Linked DNA regions of Mus musculus: regions 2 and 3 are each linked to region 1. A link is a loop called in an ENCODE intact Hi-C map of the cell type or tissue named here. Cell type or tissue: heart. All regions are shown on one strand.

Evidence for each region. A loop is a pair of places that touch in the nucleus more often than their neighbours do. Peaks named below come from ENCODE experiments on the same cell type or tissue, not always from the same donor. Only the 100,000 strongest peaks of a DNase experiment are listed, where the experiment ranks them.
Region 2: a loop joins it to region 1, with 2.2 times the contacts of the local background. A loop is called at or near these places in 2 of 42 quality-filtered maps.
Region 3: a loop joins it to region 1, with 1.8 times the contacts of the local background. A loop is called at or near these places in 8 of 42 quality-filtered maps.

The regions. Positions count from the first base shown.
Region 1 is chr10:99,186,371-99,194,370 of GRCm38, reverse strand. It overlaps Poc1b (POC1 centriolar protein B), which reads right to left. Exons shown (of 12, transcript NM_027740.7): 11 at 1,374-1,589. Among named protein-coding and RNA genes, the nearest start is that of Gm34574, 42 kb to the left of the region's middle. In heart, a CTCF peak has its summit at 3,416 (motif pointing left); no DNase peak of the experiment used is centred here.
Region 2 is chr10:99,529,961-99,537,960 of GRCm38, reverse strand. No RefSeq gene overlaps it. Among named protein-coding and RNA genes, the nearest start is that of Gm35035, 73 kb to the right of the region's middle. In heart, a CTCF peak has its summit at 4,887; no DNase peak of the experiment used is centred here; H3K27ac peaks cover 649 bases.
Region 3 is chr10:99,455,617-99,463,616 of GRCm38, reverse strand. Gm35035 (a long non-coding RNA gene) reads left to right here and starts at 2,943. Exons shown (of 3, transcript XR_872000.2): 1 at 2,943-3,432; 2 at 7,203-7,300. Gm34983 (a long non-coding RNA gene) reads right to left here and starts at 3,862. Exons shown (of 3, transcript XR_380739.3): 1 at 3,575-3,862. In heart, a CTCF peak has its summit at 3,318 (motif pointing right); DNase peaks (open chromatin) are centred at 1,796, 2,656, 3,666, 5,396 and 1 weaker place; H3K4me3 peaks cover 1,270 bases; H3K27ac peaks cover 2,787 bases.

The DNA of each region.
Region 1 (8,000 bases):
ACCAGGTAGAAAGGTGGGGGGAGGGGGAGGGGTAGAGGGGGAGGGGCAGAGGGGGAGGAGGAGGGGGAGGGGAGGACTCAGTTGGAGAGTCCTAAAGAGGACTTGACTGAGTAGTAACAGGAAGGAAGTCCTGTCAACTAAAATTGAATCTGGCATCTGAGAGGTTAACAGTTTCTAAAGGGAAGGATGTCTGGTAAACACAGGTGGGTCACCTGTAGCACACAATGTTAAAGTGAAAACACGTGAATTTAGTATGATTTTTAGTGAACAAATAAGACTGCAAAGTCTCACACGGGTCTTTCACACTGTATGACAGAACTCCACAACCATAGGCACGTAACTTCCAGGGCCCTGAGGTGACATCTTCTCTAGTTTTTACAAAGAAAGGTTTTACTCCAGAGAAAGGAAATGGAGCCTGTGGAAGTGAGACCTGGGCACTGCCTAAGCTCCAGCACTCCAGTGACAGGGGCAGAGCTAGAGCTGCGACCAGAGGTGATGTCCACGCAGGAGCCTCTGAGATTGAACTAGTCACTCTGGGCAAGAGGCTGGCCCTGCTCTTTCTCCCGTGCTCACCTCTTGCTCTGTGTAACTCGTGGCCAGTGTGTGCACTTAACAATGCTGCACACAGCAAAGCATAAGTGTGCAGAAGGAAGAGGGCCACAAAGGCAGAGGGAGCACTACTGCTGTCTCCGCTCCAACACAAGACTTCCCTTATATACATTAGGTCCATACCTCCCAAGACCTGGGAGGTTTTTAGTACAGTATTTCATGTCTATTATTATTCTTTGTTTTGGTAAAATGCTCCTAAGAGACTGGCTAAGATTTTAATAGGAAGACAAGCCTCCTTCTCCTGTAGAAGAAACTCTGGAGAGAGCTCTACATTACACACTGAGCTGGCAGAGTGTTTTCAGTGAAGACTATAAACTTTGGCAATATTTTGTACTATACAGGAGTTTTTACTTACAGTACATTTTTCTTATGCTATTAAATATTTCTTTATATGTGACCTAATATAAATATACCACATCACAAATTCACAGGATAGAACGTTACTGCTTAGGACCAACTGGCATTTATAGCACAGAATACTACCACTGATGTCTGCACAGATGATACAAATGCCAGAGAGAACAAAGTGCATGTGTACATATGTACACACACACACACACACACACACACACACACACACACACACAGAGGCACACATATACTGTTCTATATAAATTCTCTCAGACCAGGTTAGCCCTAAGTGCCTTGCTAGTGACTGACTGAGTTTGCCTTGCCAGGATAACGCCCCTGCTCTGTTAGTCTCACATCCTGCATCCCGGGAGGGCTCTGCCTATCTTACTCAGGGTGGCGCCAGGCCAGCCCACCTGGGTTAGGATGTTGAGTTGTTCCATAATGTGCTCCAGTGCGTCAGCCACCGCCAGCGGGACGCTCCTCAGGCTTTCGGAGGGCACATCACTTACATCTTCTGGTCTCTTTTTCACAGTTGTGGATGAACATTCTGGCATTAACAAAGGGTTCAAGAAATACCTACAGATGTCTTCACCCTTGCCTGGCACAGCTCGATAGGTGGAATCCGTCATCTTTAATGTCATGGAAAAGACAGAAACAAAGTTTCCAAACTTAAACAGTATATATACACATATGCATATATAAATATATATCTAACAGTTCCAGATTTATCTTTTTATGAATCATTTTATCTTCTTTATATAACAGAGTACATAAATTATAATAAAGAAACAAAGCTAGCAAGGTAGAGAAAAATTTACAAATATAAATTGTTTCAACAAAAGATGTGGGGGAAACTAGATACACTTGTGAGAATAAACTTGTGCTCTGACTTCATGTCATATACAATATTAATTCAAAAAAGGTCAGAGGGCTGGTGAGATGGCTCGGCAGGTAAGAGCACTTGACTGCTCTTCTGAAGGTCTCGAGTTCAAATCCCAGCAACCACATGGTAGCTCACAACCACCTGTAATAAGATCTGACACCCTATTTTGGTGTGTCTGAAGACAGCTACAGTGCACTTATTTATAATAATAAATAAATCTTTGGGCCAGAGTGAACAGGGACTGAGTGAGTGGGGTCTACTGGAGAGAGCGGGGTCTACCAGAGCGAGAGGGGTTGACCAGAGTGAGCAGAGGTCCTAAATTCAATTCCCAACAGCCAGACGAAGACTCACAACTATTTGTACAGCTACAGTGTATACCCATATACATGAAATAAATAAATATTAAAAAAAAAAACCCCAAAAAACTAAAAAAGGTCAGAGACTTAAAGAGAAGAGCTAAGACTATAAAACGTTTAGAAAGAATCAGGATTTTCCTGATCTGGACCTGGGACTGTCCCACCTGTTGACACAACATGACAATTGTATTCACTGCTGTCCAGGATACATGTGGCCTGGGTGAGATATTCCTGAACTATACAAAATGTACTTATGCATAACATCAAGATCAAGATGACAAGGTAAAAAATAAATTGGATGTAATAATTTGTATAATAAAAATGATACCACCAAGATAGCGAAAACAAATGGAAGAAACTATTTTTGAATCAAATACTTGATAAGGGCCTTGTACAACGACACAAAGATTTGCAATTTAAGGATTACAGATACATAATGTAATTAAACAGCTAATGATACACAAATGGCCAATAATCTCACAAGCATATCTTGAACATTATCAGCAATAGCAAATCCAAACTGCAAGGACATTGACTTCACCTGCACTAAGATGGCAGAAAAGAACAACGCAGGGTAACACGTGTCAGCGGGATGCTGAGAACGGGGAGCCCTCACACTGCTGGTGAGCGACAAATGTAGATGCCAGGAGACATTAAATATGAAATCACTATATGACTTAGCAAACCCAGTTGTCGATCTAAACCCAAGAGAGTGAACACTTATCCACGCAAGCTGTGTGAAAATGTTCAGGGCGGCGGTGATCATGATGTTCAAGAAGTTAGGAAGAATCCATGACACGGAAGAAACACAAAACAGCAAATCTGCACTAGGATTATTTGTTCACAAAAAATGGGAAACATTATAATGAGTTTTACAACCCAGTTGAACATTCTAAGCACTGAACTAGACACCAAAGGCTAAATATTAGCCAATACTATTTCTATAAAAAAAAAATCAAAATGAGAAAATATGGTAATGTACTAAACCCAGGGGCTGAGTACAAAGAACAATAAGGAGACACTGGGAATGCAGCTGGGGGTGGGGTGGGGTGGAACGCTGTTTTCAAAGTCCTTTGGGAGTGACAAAATGTTCTTTAGGGGCTCAAGAGATGGCTCAGCAGTTAAGAGCACTCACTGGCTGCTAGAGTTCAATTCCTAGCAACCACATGGTGGTTCACAACCACCTTTAGTCCTGTCCCTGGGGATCCAGCGCCCTCTTCTGGCCTCTCAAGACACTGTATGCACATTTAAAAAATTAGTCATAGTAAGCACAACTTTGTGTAATAAGTACCAGTGAAGTACACACGTCAAATGAGTCAATTTTATATTACATAAAATTTCTCATTAAAGTTATTATGAAAATAGGACACAAATAAATACATGCCTCAGAGGGTTGTTTGTTTTTCCAGTCTTAAATTCCTGGTGATGGCTAGAGGTCTGGGGGTTCCTGGCAGAGGTTTGTTTCTCGGGGTAGCTCTGCTGACAAAGCAACATGTGGAGCTTGCTCCACGCTTTCTCCATATTTGCTGATTTTATCCTCTCAATGATTCTGCAGGTACTCTGCTGGCTTCCATGGCCGCCTTTGGTGTGCTAGCGAGGCTCAATCCTTTCGGCGCTCCAAACTGTACTCTCAGTTTTCAAACAAGACAGACACTGAACAAAATCCAGCCTGTCCAAGGACACACATGCCACATATAGCGAAGAACCAATGTTAAGTCTAAAAGATGCAGAAGCCCTCCACACACAGAGCTGTGGGACGAGGCCACTGCTTTTCCTGACGTTCTACCATTTTTTAGGACGGTGGAACTTTCGATTTCCCCTCATATATAGAGATAATAATTCAGTATTTGTCAAAACTATTGAAAATAACCCGAGAATCCACTATTATAATCAGCTAGAGTGAAGCCGGGGCCTATTCACACTAAGCTTTGTCCTCAGCTCCAGGGCGTGACTCTCTTTCTTCCTTGATTTTTTTATTTTTATTTTCTGTACACTAGTGTTTTGCCTGCAAGTGTGAGGAAATTGGATCCCCTGGGACAGGAGTTACATGACAGACAATTGTAATGTATTATGTGGGTGCTGGGAATTGAACCTGGGTCCTTTGGTAGAGCAGCCAGCCCCGGGTCACTACTCTTAAGCGAATTTTGATTATAGGTCTAAAATACCTCTTTGCAACCCCACTGGGCTCAGCAGACCTAGCTGCCCAGAGTCTGTTTACTGAGGCAGTGTTTCTATATATTCACGTTCACCCTCCCCTGAAAAAACTCCTGCTCAAAGACGGCCTCTCTTGTTCAATGCTTCTCTACGACTTTCTCTGCTCTCCTAGCAAGGCCAAGTCCTTTTCAGACTGAGCTTTCTGCCTGACTGTCCTGTACTTAGACACATCTCTGACACTGCCCCCCCCCACCCAAAAGCCAGGCCTCCTGCTCACCAGCATGGCGTCTTCTTTTCCTCCAGTATTGTAAACACCAGCATGTATGGCGACTAGCTGCCTATTACCTTTCTTCTCCAGGAGGTCTCTCCTCATGGCTCTATCTTCTAACACTAGCAGGTCTTGACTTCTGATGGTGTTAATTATCATACCAAGTTTTCAGTGCTATCATCACGAGTTGAAAGCAAGCTCTCTATAACCAAGATTCCCTCCCCCCATTTGTTTTTAGAAAACGGGAGTCATAAGTAACACATTGAAGTGTTTCCGCAGCCACAAATAATCACGATAACAACAAGCCCAGCCCTTCGTGGTAACAGGTCCCAACCTAGTCGGTAGAGCAGCTCAATCAATGAACTTGCGCAATGCAGTCACACTGGTCATTAAGAAGAAAACAGGGGGGTAAAAGATTAGGAACATCGGAAGTCAAAGCAATAAAGGAACTCCAATAAAGTTTAATAGTACTTTTCTTGTTTGGAGACAAAAAACAGATTACCATCACAGAACATATGGGCATGATAAGAAAAGGAGGCAGGCAGGCAGGAAGAAAAACAACCAGTCCTTACCCAAAGCATCAGCCAACTGATGTCTTTCTATCAAAGGAATTAGAACCTACGTAGTGACTGATTCATTTCTACCAACCAATCCTACCTTTGCCTCCTGTCTGTAGAGAAGAAAAGTGAGATGCACACATTATTAAAAATTAAAAAGAAATTTCATTATCATAAAATTGTAATGCAACAATGTATAGATTTTGTGCTGATGACGTGAGTCTATAGTAGTCAGTGTCGGGAGTGAAGGCCTCGGGGCTCGACACCAGACCGAGCATTGCCAGCGCCACGCATGCAGGTGGTGTGGTGCTCATGCTCAAGTGCTCTCTACCGGGCTGGGGAGCTACAGACACGGCTGGTGCTAAGTGAGCAGAAAACACAGGAGGCAGAGGACTTGAGAGCTGGTAGGTTCAAAACGGAAGACAGCACACGGCATCTCGGGTACTGCTGACACCCCAGCAGCAGAGCACAGGGACACATTTAATTTTTAAATATTCTATGTGTATGTGTGGGTTTATGTGTGTTATGTATGCAGAAGCCAGCGGAGGCCAGAAGAGGACTTCAGTCTCTCAGAACCAGGATTTCAGATGGCTGTGAATCTGGGTCCTTTGCAGAATGGTTCTAAATGCTGAGACATCTCTCCAGCCCCAAAATATATTTTAATTTTAGTTGAATTGAAGTTGGCATCAGGAGTCTTCCTAAACACTCTCTAATTGAGGTAGGGACTCCCACTTGAACCCAGAGTTTGCTGTTATGGCAATTTTGACTTAACCAACTTGTTCTGGGATCATCTGTCGCTGTGTTCTAAGTGGGCTGTCACACCCACCTGGCAATATGTGGGTTTTAGGGATTCAAACTCTGATCTTGATGCTTACATAGCAAGCTCTTTAACCCTGGGGCCATCTCCCCTGCCCTGATAGGAACTATTAAACAGAAGGAAAACTGTAGAACACAGAATGGCAAGGGTGTACTAACTCATTACAGAGACAAGGTGGACAGTGGCAGATCTCCCTGGGGCTTTAAAGATGTCACTGTTACGTGAGACCAGCAGCTCAGCTACCTAGGCAAACAAACTGCACCACCTTGGTGCTAGGAGAATAGACAGAGAAACAATGAACCCAGATGGAGTTTTTGTGGGTATGCAGGACAGACAGACAAAGGGATGTAAAGGAACCAAGTGACCTAAGATGCCCAGAGAGAGATGGAGACATGGGGACCAGCAATGAAACTGCAGATAGCCTGGTGGCTGGAGTGTCTTCTGGGGTTTACAAGTCTTTAAATGGGAGGGACAGCAGTGGTGGCCAGAGTGGGAGGCACTAAGCAGAGTTTACCATCAGCACAAAGGATGCAGCCTGTCACCAAATTCCCAGAGCACCCTGACAAAGCAGGATGGCTATCTTTCATAGGTAACTGAGTATCGCTCTATGCTTGGTGCTTTTCCTAAGATCAAAACCATGCTAACATGAGTAGGTGGGAAATAAGAAAAAAACCAAAGGCCTCCCCTGTTGAATCTGTCACAGGGCTACCACAAAGATTTCATACTCATCTCTACAGGCTTACAACACTAGGCTGTTCACTTTGAACAGCGTACTACATATTCTTGTGAAAACTGATCAAGTTTGATTGGCTCCAATGCATTTCTAGGATAAAAATTAGGAAAATGTTATGTGAACTGTTTCTTCTCCTAAACTACGTTTACTAAGTTTAGAAAGTCTTTTCTCTCTCTCCTCCCTCTGTCCTGCCTTCCCTCCCCCCACCCTAGATGTTTGTATGGCTTTGGCTGTCCTGGAACTAGCTCTGTCCATCAGGCTGGCCTTACAAGTGTTGGAATTAAAGGCATACACCACCATGACTGCCCCCCTCAAATCAATCAATCAATCAATCAATCAATCAATCAATCACCGAACTAAACAAACCATACTCAACCATGATGGTTAATTTTGAATAACAGCTTCATAGGGTCTAGAATCACCCAGAGACGGGCCTCTGAACAACCATGTAAGGGCTGATCTAGATGAGGTGAGTTGAGGAGAGATGACCTATCCACTTTGGGGACAGCATTTGATGAGCTGGAGTTCTGGACTGAAGAACAAGGAGAAAGTGAGCTGATGGCCCATACGGAGTGTTTCCTACTTCAGTGCTCGCTCCTGAATCCATACTGATCTAGAGTAGAGGGGTTGCAGGTGTACGATTTCTCAGTAGTCCATGCAATGCCAGCAGCTCTCTCACACTTCTGACAGACTTGACCTCAAACTCAAAGCCAAAATGAACTCTTTCTTTCAGATACTTTGTTGCAACAACAAAACAAGTCAACTAAGAAAATAAACCAACAAAACCAACCAACCAACCAACCAACCCAACCAACTAACCAGCCAACAAATTATCCAAATAAACACATATGCAAAAGCAGAAAAATGCAAAACTGTTAGGCATAAAGTTTTTATAGAGTCTTGAAAAACAACCTGCCTATGGAGTTGTCAACTAGGATATGTGTATGGGGATGAGTTTGTTCCTTTGGGAACAACAGCTGCGGACACAAAGCAGCATTACTGTTGTTTGTAATTGTGATTTCCAGATTAGAGACAGACGTGTTTTGAAGGCATGCGTGGGTAGAATCCTGGACAAATGGGATTTATGTAAAATGCCCTGTGCTTTCATCTCTCACTATCTGCCTAAGAAAGCAAAGACTCTATTACCAAGTCTTTAATGGAGACCCTAATCCCCACCTGATCTGGAAACCTGCGCCACAGTAGACATGCCGGAACGAATGATTTAAGCACTGACTGCAACCATCTGCGGACTGGGCCCTAGGAATCAGTGTT
Region 2 (8,000 bases), 340 kb before region 1:
CGAGTTCCTGAGGAACATGCGCAAGAAGCAGAGCAGGAAAGGCCTGAAGAAGATGCAGGCCAACAATGCAAAGGCAGCGAGTGGGCGCACAGAGGCCATCAAGGCCCTGGTGAAGCCTCAGGCCATCAAGCCTAAGATGCCAAAGGGCCCCAGCCGCAAACTCAGCCGTCTGCCTCTCATTGCTCACCCCAAGCTCCGGAAGCAGATTCAAAGCTACAGGACCAATGGGTGTAGGCTCAGCCAACCAAAGCCCAAGGTGCAAACCAAGGCAGAGGCCAAAGCTCCAGCCAAGGCCCAGCCTTCAGCTCCAGCCCAGGCTCCCAAAGGTGCCCAGGCCCCTGTGAAGACCCCATAGAAAAGGCTCCTGCCAGTGTGAAGACAGATAGGCTGCTGTGACACACCTACCCACACACTATTTGCAGATAATCAGTGACCTATACTGTTTTTACAAATAAATTTGAGGCAAGATCTGAAAGAAAAAACAAAAAACAAACAAAAAGCCTTTGCCGTTCTTCCAAAGTCAGAGAAGAAAAGACATATTGCTACCTATCTGGCCTAAGAAAGGGACAGGGATAACACTGAAGTTGCCAGACAGTTCCAGAAAGGCTATAGTAATTGAAAAAAAATGTCCACATACAAAAGTTTATAGCCTGGGGATAGCGTGAAAAAAAAAACTGATGGAGAGGAAGAGCTATAGCGAATCATACCGCAGAGTAAAGACCTCAAAAGCTAATTCAGATCAGAGGGTACAGAAATGAATCTAGGGGTCGGCCCTTGCTGCTTTCTGCATAAATAGCAATGAAGTAGAAGTGTTAAGATAGAGTCCCTTAGCTACATTGCATGTCCATAAGCTACTTACGTAGTCCTGTGGAAAGAATCCATTGAGAGGTCCACAAGCATTTGAACAAGAGGAAGGCCATGGTCTCCATTATATAACATTTATTGGAAATCTGCCTCGTCCCAAGTATTGCACTGAGGTTCTCCATGCATGGTTCCTTCCACCCTTATTCTTTCGCCCCATTGTAGGCACTGCCCTTCCTGCAGTGGAATAGGATCCTTCCAACAGGAAGAGGAGCTCCTTGGGAAACCAACAACCTTGGCCAAGGTCACAGGGCTTACATGTGGTCATGAGGACTGTACCCTCCATCTCTTTCATTCCATACCTTGACTCTTCTGAAAATACCGAAGTGTTTCCAGAAACCCAAAGACGGCTCTCACCTTAGGGTCTGCACGCAGTCATGGTTGACATCAACACACTCAGGAACAAAGATACCAAAGGACCTATGTGTTAATCAGTGCTAAATGTTAAACTTCTGTGGGGTGCAGTCATGACTCAGTTGGTAAAGTGACAGGCTGAGTTCTCAGTCTCCAGAGCTCACATAAGAAGCCAACCTTGGCATAGCAGCACATATGGATTAACCCCCATGCCAGAGAATCGGAAACAGCCAGACCCCTGAAGCTCACTGGTCACCAAGCTTAGCTGATTTATAAGCTTTTTAAATTTGTATTTACTCATTTGTGTCTGTGTATGTGTGTGCACATGCACACAGATGTTCACATTGGCATTCTACACTGTGTGTGTGTGTGTGTGGGGTACTATGTCCATACACATTTACCTACTGAGCCACCTCACCAGCCCCAATGAGCTTTCTGAGAGCCTGTCTCAAAATAAATACATTAATGTTTGTGGGAAGTGGTCAAAGAGAGACAGACAACATATGTGGTCTCCATATATGTGTACATACAAGGGCATATATGCACAGCCTCATATATGTACATGCCTGTACTACCAAGCACACACACTACAGCACACAGAGAAAAAACATTATGAATAAAAGTCAGCAGAACCCAGCCTTTTGGGGGGGGGGCTTGAAGTATAGGAGAAGTGATGGGCTTTAATCACGTGATAGTCTAATATGATGCTCCACTGTTGATAAATAGGTCTCAGGATTTGAAGGCAGAGATCAAAAGCATTTGCTTGGCTTTCTGTACAGAATGAGAGAATTTTGTAGAGGATAGCTGGGTATTGAGGCCCTGCCAGAGGTGGTATTGAGAAAAGCAGTGCCTCTTGTTCTTCTTTTCTTTTTGAGATTATAAGATTACAACATTTCTTCCTTCCTTTTCTTCCTTCCAAATCCTCCCATGTAAATCTCCGTGCTCTCTTTCAAATTCACAGCCTCTTCTTCAGTAATTATTTTTACATACATGTGTGTATACATGTACGTATTCCTAAATATAATGTGTTCAGTCTATATAATGTATGTATACATATGTTTTTCAGAACTGAAAATTTGGCCTCATTGTATCTTATACTAAGGGCCTGTGGGGGTAGGGAACATCATGTTTTGAAGAAAATTTTTTTAAAAAGGGACTTTCTTATGGCTACACAAAAGAATATATATATACACACATATATGTGTGTGTATGTGTGTATGTATGTGTATATATATATATGTATATATATGAATGAAGATCCTATAGAGGATTCATAAAAAATAGGAGAATCTTAAGTTGAACAGTCTCCCATGTATGTACAGATAGATTTACTAATGGTAATAGAAAGGATTTAGTGTGAATAATAGTCCCCCACTTGTTGGTTATAGATAATATGAATATGCTTACATATTTTATATCTAAATTTTCTTGTAAGCCTTTGAAAAGTATGTTGTCTTCACATCTTTGTTTACAAGTAAAGAAATGGAGGCACAGACTGAGTAATTTAGTCCTGTGTCATAGCTCTAGGGGTCCTGATGTTGACCGATATGGACTCCTACCTCTGGCTCTTATAGAGAAAGGAGTGGCTAGAGGGAGCATGGTCAGTGAGTTAAGGTCTTAGTCCTTTAGTATTAGTGAGCAGGAGAATCAAAACTTATGCTCAGTAAAGGTCAGATTCCCAGACCCTCCTCACCCCCTAGGCTCCAGAATCAAAAGGTCTAGACTTTCCTCCATAATCCAGATAGTTCTGACAGGAGCTGTAGAAACAAACATTTAAGGACTACTAATTTACTCTAAGGGTTGGAAAGGGGGATGCCTGGAAGCAAGGGTGGGCAGGTTGTTGTATTTGATATGTGCACTGCGGAGTCTCTTTCTAGTGGCTTCCGTTTTCTCTGTGAAGAAATATAGCATAGTGATACACAGAGCAAATATAGACATGAGTGGGGTAACTGACAGACATGAAAAACTGAGAAGAACCTATCCCTGGGTTAGAACTCCGCCGTCTAAGGAACCGCGGAGTTATTTGTCCATTCTTGCTCTAAGACCCGCTCAAAGTTGTATGCCTGTTCTTCAAGCAACTGGTGAAAGAATTATATCTCTCAAATGGATGACTGGAAGGCCAAGTCTATAAGGGAAGGCTAGATGGAGTGTAAACTAACTCTGCCAAGGACACTGTAGACAGGGAACCAGTAAGACCCCCCACCTCAAGAGGAAAAGATGTATTTATGGCTGAAAAGGAAGTGCACGGGAGACTTGGTTTGTTTACATTGTACATTTGTCTGCACTGGCCATTGTTTTAAAACTTCTTTCCTTCGGTAATTATTTCCCAGAACTTCCTATCGAGCCTTCCAGAATATTGAGATTTACGTCTGAAAAATCAGGACACAAGCAGGGAACATCTGTGGTGTTCAACTTACACAGTGAATGGCTTTTTCCCGGCTCTTACATCACCAGGGATGACAAGCCAACCCACGGAAAGGACGTAAAAGGCTCTAGGGAAAGCATACAAGAGAATTACCCAGATCTGTCATATTTAGTGACACCGGGGGGTGGTCACTTAATGGAAATACCAAAAGTGGACTATACTTAATTTTTCTCAGGTCACTGTCTCTCCCACATGGTGAATCCACAGAGGGAGTCAGTTCTTAAATGCAGGCAATACTTAGCTTTATGCATTCAGTATTTCATAATCCACACAAGTACTACCTAAATGTAATTTTAAATATCACTTCTATTTCCTTTTCCTCACATATAGGTAGCTTCCCTGGCACCTTTTTGCTGGAGAAAGTATGTCCCCCTTTCTCCCTCCAGCCCCACCATGAAAGGGAAAAGTCTATTTTCAAATACAAAGGGAGATACTTCCTACGGCATGAAAGTGAGCTAGATACTAAATGAAGCATCCCAACATCCACCCCTTCATGGGCTTGAAAGAAGAGTGCATTGTGCATTTAGTAAACGCAGCTGGAGGTAGAAAAGCCCTGGAGATATCCAGGAGAAGATGTCCGTGAATTCAGGCCAAGCCAAAGCTGGCTTCCTCAATCTTGTAGGCAGCAAGCCCACCCTTTCGGGAGTGCCTGAGACAAGAGTCTGCAGTGTTTCTCCAGCAAGGAAGCTTCCTGGAGGTCTCCGGTCTCAGCTCTGCACTCATGAGAATCACCAGAGCTCACTTGTCTGGCCTCCTCATCCTGTCAGAAAGAAGGCTGGGAATTCCCTTTTAATCTCAGCAGTTCTGTGTGGAAAAAGAAGAGGAGAAGAAAAAAGAAGTACAAGAAGATACAAAAGGCTATAGAACATATGCATTCACATATATATATATATGTATATATAACACATAGCTAATAACTAATATATAATAAATATCACATGTATATGTAGACATGTGAGAATCTGCTTATCTGTAGGGTAGGTATACTTTTGTATACCATAGGTATCTATGTATATGCATGCTGATTATTTATGTTGTGTAAATATATTATATTATATTATGTATAATTATAATATAAATTATATTGTATATAAATATTGTATTGTACTGTACAATGTATATAAATATAGCATATACACTATGTTATATATACAATGGTACCCTCCTTTTTTTCAATCCTCACTGATCCTGATTTCTCATTATCTCAGAGCCTATATAGTCAAAGGGCTCAAAGGAATTATAATCAAAAACAGAAAAGCAGATGCCCAGCAGGGTGAGCCATTGTCAAAACGTGATATCCAAGGCCAGGCTTAAAAGCTGGTTGGTCCATCCCAGGGTAAATGGGAGCCTGAGGGAAGAAAGGGTTTGGCAGAGCTTCCAGTAGCCTTCCATCTCCAAACACACAAGTTGAACAACCCACGCTGTTCTCGTATTCTTCCTCTAAATGGGAAGAAACACTTATGTTAAGACATCTGTTTTAGCTCCCAAATGCCCTCAGAACACCCTGAACAACCCAGGATCTGCCTGCTTAGGGGAAACAAGGTTGGGGGAGGGAATGCTTGGGACCATTTGGGTGGCAGGCTGTTCCTTCTGTGCTCAAGGGCACCTGCCTGGTCTTTGAAGTTTGGGAAACTTCATCCGTGACACATTGATTTCCATACACTTTGATTCATGGGGACATAAAGAGACAGGAAAAGATAAACTTCTCTCCCTAAAGGGAAAAAAGAAAAAGAGCCGAGAAAGAGGTTGCAAATGTGCGCGTTTGTCCATCATCATGATTAAACTCCTCCCCTAACCAGCAGAACAGGCTGTAAGGAGAACTGTAGGCCCCCTGGAGAAAGGAGAAATCTCTGCTTTATGACAATCACATTGCTAATACGGGTATGTTTGTGATGTGTAAGCCTCCTGAAAGGCCTGAAAAGGTTCCTTTCTAAAAAGCAAAACTCTGGCATTGCCTGTCTGAAAGCCAACATAACCAGCACACCGAAGCTTTTCTTCGTTGTTTTCAGCTTTTCTCACTGGTCTTCGTTGTTTTCTGTCTGAAAAGAACCCCACCAGCCTTTCCCCTCATGACTAGACTGTCTGATTGATGGGACTCGTGTTTAACTAAAGATGTGTCCCCACCCCCATACAAATTCCTGGTATTTCAGCAGTTTTAAATTAACAGTCTCCGGTGGAACTGCATGTTAACAGCTCAATACGACAAAGTGGAAGCCAGGCCTGGAAACTGAGAAGTTATTTGCGGAGGTGGTGCAGGTCTTTAATCCCAGTGCTTGGGGGGCAGAGGCAGTAGAATCTCTGAGTTTGAGGCCAGCTAAACAGAGAAACCCTATCTAGGAAAAGAAAACAACAAACAAAAACTAACAATAACAAAAAAAAACAAAAAAAAAAGGTGACTATGCAGTGAGAATGCTCAGAAAGGACTCTGATAAGCATTTGAGTGGCAGGCACACTTGTTTCTTCAATTCTTCAATTCTTCAATTGTTTCTTCAAGGCTGGTGACAGCAGTTATGTCAAGCTGCTGCCTGCCTTTTTTATGCAGAGTGGGTTTACTGCACACTCTTGGCTGATCTCCATCTATTACTAAACCACTGGTATTTTACTAGCTCCTTCAGAAGCCTTGAAGACCCATGGTTCTCTGTGTTCTCTCTCTTAACATATTTTGCCTCCTGGTCATGAGCACTAAATGAGTTATTACTCTGCCAATTTGGGTGTGTGTGGGCTTCTATTTTAGTGCTAGCCCCTAATAATGGCCACCAAGATAGAAACAATTACAAAAATCAATATTTTTTTCTGCAATTGACTCTGTCTCACCAAGTGAGAAGACAGAGAGACAGAAACACATAGACAGACATTACCAAGTGAGGGGAGAGACAGAGACAGAGAGACAGACAGATAGACAGAAACTTGGCTAATATCCAAGATAAACTAGAGTAGTCAAGACAAGAAATTCTCATTTCTTAATTCACTGAGCATATCCAATAAATCACTCCAAGTCTCTTGAGTATCACATATTGTTTTAAGCTGCTGCCCAACTGGATGCTTTTTGTAGTCTAGAAGCCTCAGGCTCAGCTGGAGTCTAGCTGTCCAAATAGATAAACCATAAAATTGCATCATCATGCTCAAAGAAGATTCCTAAATCAAATTTTCCACTCAGAATACACACTGGGTGAAAAATCTATCCAAAAAATGTCAGTGTAGTCATGAGAGATGTTTTTATTCAGAAGATATACACCCCATTAATCTGTATGTTCTTAAAGCGATATATTTTCTATCTGGCTATCTGATATAAAGAAATATAGTCTATCCAGTCACCATATATAAAGAATTCTCAAATTTGAAAGCTCTGATGTAAGATTCTTTCTGCTTAAGGATAGAATAGTCTCTTGAGGTAATCTCTGGAATGTGACACCTGATTGTCAAAAACCTGAAGAGTTACATAAAATTACCAATTTCCTCTCCAAATCCTTGGAGATTCTGATCCAATAGGACAGAGATCAGGGTCTAGGAATAATTATTTTTAAAAACGGTGAATCGTATGTGGGCAACCAAAAAAAAGCAGGTCAGGTTTCCGTGCGTTTCCTCCTTGATAGAATATAGAATCCCCTGGGACATGAACATCTAGACATTGAGAATTCTGATTGACATGGGATCAATTGAAGATCCTCGATTGAAATGGGAAAACCCATCTTTTTAAAACCTTATTTTTAGTTTTATAATTCAAACATATCACTTCCACACTTCTATGGCCTTTAAAAACAATTATTGTTACATGTGTGTATGATTGATGTATAGATGTATAAATATATAAATGGCATCTGTGGAGAACCCATTTAATTATGGGTGGACCGTTCTGTGGGTCAGGGGATACTAGGTCCTATAAAATGGAGAAAGTGAACTGAGCCAGCAGTCTCTGCTTTCTGACAATATAACCAACTCCCTAAAGCTTTTGCTACTATGACCTCCTCCACCCCCAAACAGAGTGTAGCTGGGAACTGTGAGCCAGAATCAAACTCTTCTCTCTGATGGTGCTTTATTTAGTTGGAGAATTTTATCACAGCAACCGAATGGCAAGTGAGACCCAGTGATGGTTTCCCATGCATGAGGAGAGCTGTGATCATGGGGCGAGTGTGCTGGCTTCAGTGTAAAGAAATGGACTGCCGGTGTGTACTACAAAAGGAATGTCATCATCTAAGTAAGAAAAAAGGTCACAAAATACAAAGTATTCTATGATTTAATTTATACGAACTGCCGGATTAGGCAAGTCTAGCGAGACACAGATGGTATGTCAGGGTTGCCTAAACTTGCAGGGAAAAGCAAAAAGGAGTTTGCAGGAAAGGAAAAAAATGTATTTCTATGT
Region 3 (8,000 bases), 270 kb before region 1:
TGTTACCAAAAACCTATCAAAGTTTCATTTAAATTTAACTAATGTTATTGCATGATTTTACCGGGAAAATTAAGTTCCTCCCTGTCCCCAGGTTATAATGATCAGCATTTGATTAAAGTGCTAAATTGTAAGACATTCGCCTATATTTAAATGTAAGAATAAACAAAGTATCAATATGAGGCTTGTTTGAAGATACAGATCCAATCACAGTTCACTTGATTGTTTTTATGTAATATTTATGGATTCATTTTCAAGAGCTTTTAAAATTCAGACGAAGGTGTGTATACAAAATCTCCTTGGATAATGAGAAACCATTCATTGTTTTAGCTATTGATCCTGTCCCCCAAAGAACTCCATACAGTCCTGAGACTCACCACCGTCCAAGCAAGTCATAGGCAAGACTATGTATGACATGCATTTGTGCAGAGCAGACCCCAGCATCCTGCCCACACCTACCCACCTAGCTTTCATAACTTTGTGCTGCAACAGAGGAAATTGCTCCTTCCTTTAAGGTAGGAGTTCTCTTTGATGAAAGGGAAGAGCTTAGCCACTAAATTCATTTTCCCTGATGAATGAAAGAAAAACCACGAAAGGCGGGATAGAGAGAGGAGCGGTGACCGAGCTTGGCCATCAATCTCAAGTGACTACTGACACTCAGTTAAGTGATTATTGCAGAGCTATGAGGCTCCTGTCCCTACCAGCTGGAGTCAGGCTCCTTACTGACAGAGAAGACCCTGCCTACCACACCCTAAGTAGCCCAGCTGCCCACATGACAGATTTGCTGGCCCTGTTCTCTCTACCGTAAATCAAGCGATCCTCAGTAGGAAATGATTGTATTCATCCCTAACTTTACACCATAGAAGCTGGAGCTACCCAGGGCACGCTTCAAATTCTACCTTTGTATTTGCAAGCTGTGTGATTTAGAAAAGTTTCTTCCAAAGCTTCCCCATTGATCAATGTAGAAGAGGAAAGGTCGGTGAGATCCCACCCCTAACCAACACATTATTTGCAATTCCATACCTGTGAGCAAAGGCACAAGCAGTTTTCCCCAATGGGACATCACAGTGCAAAACAACCACACTCCAAGGCAGGCGCTATGGCCAGGAAGAGCTGGCCAACACGAAATGAACCTGTTTTGTCTTATTCTACCGTGGGCTTTTTTTGTTTCCCTTTGTTTTGTTTGGGCATTTTTGAGGGTGTGTCTTAGTGGTTTTGTTTGTTTGGGAGGGAAAAGAGATTGAGAATGTGAAGTTGGGTGGGTAGGGAGGTTTGGAAGATGTGGGGGGAGCTGAGGAAGGGGAAAAACATGATCAAAATATAAGAAAAATAATTTACAGTAAAATGTTTTAATAAAATAAACAGTCCAAAAGAAAGAAGGAAAGAAAGGAAGGAAGAGAAGGAATGAAAAACAGATGGAGAAAGAGGAGGAAAGACAAAAAGAAAGGAAGAAAGGAAAGAAGGAAGGAAAGAGAAGAGGAGGAAGAGAGAGAGAAAGAAAGAAAGAAAGAGAGGGAGGGAGGGAGGGAGGGAGGGAGGAAGGAAGGAAGGAAGGAAGGAAGGAAGGAAGGAAGGAAGGAAGGAAGGAAGGAAGAACACAGACAGACAGACAGACACACAGACAGAGGAATGAAAGTGTTAAAAGCAACCTCAATCAATTGCCAAGAGACAGTACGTGAAGCAACACTCCCAAGAAGGTCCAACAGTGTGCAAACCTCACTGCAGACATGCTCAGACCTCAGTTCCCACCACTTTTCCTCAGCCAGAGACAAGGGGAAGCAAGTGTCCGCCAAGCGGACACCTGCTGGGAAAAGAGGAACTGAAAGCGGATAAGGGGGTGGGTTGGGGGGTAAGGGGAAATGAGATGGTGCCAGCGATTAACTGCAGCGGGTCGACTTTCAAGGTCTGAGTGAGCACTTCCACCTACAATCAATCTTCAAGTACTTATGAAGCCTGAATATTTTATTTTTATTTTTCTGTGTCAGACCACGTGGACCCTAGCTAGAGAAGAGCTGGAAAGCTGGGATTCCACTCTCTCGCGGAACTTGCAAGCCACCAAGCTGCTCCGGGACCCATCTCTACCAAACAATTAGCCAAGGAAGCAAAGCAAAACAAAAACAAAGCTAAGCCCAACTCGCCGCTGGCTTGGGAGAGCTGCCTTAAATTTCAAATACAAGGACAGAGAAAGCTCCAGCCTGCCTGGGATTAACGAATTCACTCTCCCCTCCCCCAAGGAAAAAAGCGCTAAAGAACAAGGTCAAAGGCGAGAGGCTCTGGGGAGTCACTAAGGTGATAAGAGTGCTTCAGAGACAGTGACAAAGGGGTAGTCTAGTCGCCTTTGACCTTTCAGAAAATCGTCTCAAGTGTGATGCAGATCAAAGTCACTGGTTGCTGAGAGTCTCTAAAAAAAGAAGCAGTAGCCAATGTGGCTTAGGGTCTTAAACTATGCACGAGAGAGGTTGAAGATGAAAAGCCGCAAGGTCGGGCGAGGTTCCTTCAAGACTGTTCGGATCACAGAGGACTCTTCCGAGGGGCAAAGAATTTACATCTTCAACAACCCCCCAGCAAACATTGTTCAGCCATGCACCCATGTGACTTCCTCGATGTAAAGAACTCCGAGATAGCAGCCTCAGTTCCTTTTTCGCTTTTGAAAGCAAACAGTTCTGCAAGAAAACAATACAATGGCTTTCCCAGGATTGGGGCGGGGTGGGTGTGAAGCCAAAGGAAGTGAGTTCTCTTTTTTTACTTTGTGGGTCCCGAGGATGGCGCAGGAATGGCTAGCCTTGGCACGAGGGCCAATGGTTAAAAACAAGAAATCTGAAAAGAAGGAATCTCTTTTTGCTTTCACCACAATGCAAAAAGAGAGAGAGGAAAAAAAAGCAAATCAAAATAAAATTAATTCATTTTATTAGGATAGTTTTGTCTAAGATCTTGTTAAACCCTATTAAAATTATTGAACAGTTTACCTTTCAGATCAACAACCATTGGCATCTTATAGCCTCCATTTAAAGAAACAAAAGAGTAATGATATAGGGAATGTAAACTTCTTCCTGGCAAGTCCTCAAGAGATTTTAGTTCAGTAAAGAAGACAGAAGTATAAATAACACGAGCCACTATGACCGATGTAACAAAGAACTAATTAATTAGACTAAGGGGTGGAGGGAGTCCTAAATTGAGGAGCTAAGAAATACTTCTTGAAGCAAAAGATGTGGGTTCAAATTTGGGCTTTGAAGAGAATCTTTCCAAAGAAACAAACAAACACGCAAACCACACTACAGCAAATGAGGATAAAGGCAAAGTGCTGTTTCTTTCTAGTCCTGTAGGGGGCACTAAAAAGGGCAGGTAGAGAAGACGGTTGTAAACAAGGGACCAGGACAGCCTAGGGAAACAGTCACATGACATCTGGAGGAGGGAATGCACCTTACTAAAGCCAAGGTAGGTGGGTGACATACGACTGGAGGCTCCTTTGTCTAGTTCGTTACTGTCTTCTTACTCAACTCTTTCCTAACTTCACTATTTCAGCCTGAGGGCTTATTTTCCCACTGTACTTGGAGGGCAGAAAGAGGAAATAACTCACCCAGCAGAGGGGATTTCTTTGTTGGGTTTTGAAGAAAGATGCTGGGGGTGGCTGACTCTGCTGAAACGTTTCCTTTTTCTCTTGGTGTTTGTCGGATTCTGCTCTTGAGCAATCCTGCTGCCTTCAGTCAAAGTCAACCCGCAGTCCCGTCGGCTTCTGACTTTACCTCCTGAAACTCTCCTACTCTGCCCTTTGCCTCTTCTGCTCAGGCGGGCTTACAGTTTCACAACCTTACCACCAATTGCAGAAAGTGTGAAACATTTGCACATCTGGTATCAAATATTACAATCTCCAGGTTAAAATGACGACTCAAAGTCAGATAGGGCTTTCTCTACTCCGTGAGCACTTCACTTTGCCAAGGGTTCATTCAAAAATGACATTTGCAATTTTCTCGCAGTGAAAGCAATGCTTTTCTGAGGTCACCTTTCTCTCCCTCTCTCTCTTTCTCTCTCACTCACTCTATGTGTGTGTATATGTGTGTGTTGTATATAGTATGTTGTATGTATTTCTGTATGTGTGATGCATGAACTTTTTCATGTAAGCGTGTGCACGTGTGCTTGGTGGTGCGTGCACACACGGATGCATGGGCACGTGGAAGCCAGAGATCAGCATCAGGTGACTGCTTCCATTTCTTGTGAGATGGGCTTGTTCACTGACCTCATCAGATTGCCAGCCTGGATGGCCAATGGTCTCCAGGGATTTGCCTGTGGGTTCTCCCGCTCCCGCTCCCCCCCCCCCCAGGTCCAGGAAAACAAATATGCCATTCAGTGTCTACGAGGTCCTGAGGCTCTGAACTCAGGTCCTCATGGCTTGCATGACAGGCACTTTACTGGCTCCCTAGCCTCTGACTCTCCCCATTCAGAAATGTGAATGACTGAAATAGACATTTTTAGGAGATGTACAGAGTTCAGTGTCAGCCTGAAAAAAAAAATCTACATCGCTGCGAATATAAGAGATGGAGTCCTTAAGCCTAACTGGGTTCTAGAACTGGCTTTCAATCACCCAGAGAGAAATTCACTTTATGTGAAGATCAAAAGCTTGTATAGAGTCCTAAAAGCAAAGCTGTCTATATTGCTCCTTCCCTCTGCCCCCTCTGCTCCAACACCCCTGAACCACAGACAACGGTCCTTTACAGTTCAAGCTAAACCAGGGAAAGTCTCCTCCTCTCTCCATCTCTCCTCTCTACATCCATTTCGGTATGAAACGCTGAGGTTTGGGGGTTGGCAGAGGCTCCTAGAGCAGAGTACAGACAGATGATTAAGTAAATACAGTGTGAGTTTTAGTCCGGTGAAAATGTATGCCTATTCACAAAATGACTAAACAAAGCATTGTAAAACAACAACAAAGTAGCCAGTTGATACTTTCCACAATCTTCAGCAAGTTTTTTCAATCTGTTTCTCAGGGGTCAACTAGGACCATTGAATATCATATATTTACATTATAATTCGTAACTGTAGCAAAGTTATAAAGTAGCAACAACATAATCTTATGGTTGCAGGGTCACCATAACCCAAGGAACTATATTTAAAGGCTTGCAGCATTAGGAACCGCATTAGAAAGGTCTCCAGCTTTTAAGGCTCTGCCACTAAATGCCTTTGCATAGACTCACAAACTTCAGGGCAACAAGCATTTAAAAAGCATCACTTGAACTAGCAAGGAATCCAAATGTACTAAGAATGTGTTTAAAAAGTGTCTAGAATCTCCGGTCTGTCTGCTATCATTTTATTGAAATATCTTCTCCTTCCCACAAATACTGGAAAGGGGTCATAGCCTAGGAAGTCACTTACTAGCTCTCAGCGTCAGAGGAAGCACCTGCTGTCAGCTGCTTCCTGCCCGAGACCATCTTCCCCCCTCCAAGTTGATTGCTATATCCACAAAGCCTTCAATCCTGCCTGGACTTACCAGGAATTCAATGAATATTTGTTGCACAGTGAGTGAATTGAAGTTTTCATTGTTGGCAAAGTGCTCTCTTAACTGCCCCCAACCAGCCTTACCTTGATCAAAGGTCTCAGAGCACTTGTGTCCCAGGAGGTTTCTGACCTTCCAGGTTTTAACCTGGATTTGGCCCGAAGGCCTCAATGAGACTAGCAACCTCTCTGGGATGAGGCTGCTCATTGACTTCAACATTACCCTACTTGGCTTTCCTTGGCTTTTTATGGTGGTAAATTCCAGAATAGATAGAAGATACTGCACAGTGTGGCTATACGAATGGCTAAATTTGAGCAGACAGGTCCTAAAAGTCATAGCCAGCTTCTGGTATGTTCCTCCCTGGGATCCATCCCTTGAGCCCATCCAATAACTTCTTCTCAAATGAGGGTTGGACTTAGAGCTTACATCTAACAAACTCAGTACATCTAACAAACTCCATACAGTAAAAGTTACCGTATATCCCAGATTTAAATATAAAAGAAGCAGCTAAATGCATTAGCATCCACTTGCCTGCCAACATTCCAGAACTTTCAGTAGAGAGATCAAGTTCTTTGTGTTCACAGGGAGATGCTAAACACTGTTCTGACTTCCGAAAGAAGGGTACTGGTTTTCTCTGACTACCTCCCCATCACTTACTTTGAGGGGGAAAAAATGTGACATGCAACAATTAGTCCCATGGTGAAGTTCAGATGCTCTAGAAATGAAGACTCCAGTCAACAGCCAGTGAGATACTGAGATCTGCCATGTGTAGGAGCTAGAAGTCAATTCTTTAGTGCCAGCCAGTCGAACTTTGAAATGACTGGATCAGAAAGGATCTGATACCCTTTCAGGGATCCTGTGCCAGAATCGTTATCCCTGACCCACAGGAGCCATGAAATAATAAGTACTGCCTTAAGCTGCCAGATCTTGGGGGTTATTTGCTCTATAACAAGACATAACTAAGGGCTGGCAAGCATGTTCGTAAAGGGCCACATAGAAAATATTTTGGGATTTTCCAGCCAGATGGAGTCTGGATCACTCTTGAGCTCCGCCATTGTAGCTCAGAAGCAAACCAAAGATAATATGCAAATGAGTGGACATGGCTATGTTCCTATAAAACTTTATTTATGAAAACAGTCAGCCGGCTTGCGAGCTGTGATATGCCAACACTTGCTGGAAGCCACTATATATTTTCACTCTTTATAAGTTCTAGTGTCTTGTCCTAGAGCTGTCTTTTGGAGAGTGGAATATGGCCACTTCAGTTTATAGATTATCTTTTCTAGGGCAAAGGATACTCCTCCCACTGCTCAACTTGAATAAAGATGAAAAACTGAACTTGACAGCACAAAAAATAGAAGACTCCTTCGCAGTGCTGAGAAAGGACTGTGATCAAGACAGTTTGAATCTGAATTGGCTTAAGAGAAGAAAGACAGGCAGTGTGAGCATGTCAGCTGCCTGAACCGACACACCATGGACACCCACTTTACATAGTGATGGGATGGGACATTAACACAACTGTTGGGGGGCAGGAATTTAAGGGCTTCATAACCAGTAGCTCAACTGTTTAGCTGTATTGGTAGAAACTGGGAGACATTTAAAACATAATCATGCAACAGCACATTTGTTCGAAAAAAATTACAACAAGGCTTTTAACCACTCGTGACTTACACATAGCATGCCAAAGACACTAAAGCTCCCATGTGGTCTCCGGCCATTGCAGAAACACTAAGGAGGACACATGACCAGCAGACGCCAAGGGTGATTAACAACTGGACCTCAATGACCAGGGTCAAAGGTGGCAAGTGACAGATTAAACAGGTACATCTCTCTCTCTTCTGCTTCTTGGGTTTCATTACTTCAAATCAATACCAGCAAAGACACTCTCAAAAGTCAGGTAGGACCAGCTACAGCACTAGCATATCTAACAGAGGCCACCGAACAGATATAAATGGAAGCAGTTTTGTAATTATCAAATAAGTACACTTTTCCAGGGAGACAGGTGGGTCTCCCTCCACCCGGTTGCCTATACCCCATCTTTGGAAGGACAGAAGCAATCAGGAACACTACTGCTTCCCCAATAGTGATGGAATGCCTTCACCCTAAGCTGTTTGAAAGAGAGACAACGGAAGAGCTTGTATCTGGTAACTTCACACTGTTTTCCCCCAAAGTCAGAGGGAGAAAGGAGCAGAAGAAATCGCAAATTGGCTTCTTTTTTTTCTTTCTTTCTTTTTCTATTACAGCATAAACAAATCACTACAAACAGAAACTTAGAACAACATGAATTTATAAGCTCACAGTTCTTCAGGTCAGAAAGTAGGTGTGGCTCTCCCTGGGCTAAGAATGGCAGCGGTGCTTTCTAGCTTCTAGAAAGGCTTGGATCCATTAGCGCACGGCTCATCTCTCATCTTCATCTTCCTGGTCATGTTTCACTGGCGCATCCCGTTCTCTGGGAGTACAGCATGCGCGCACTCTCCCCTTTTGAGGATCAATGTAACTCGACTGAGAGTACCAACCATGG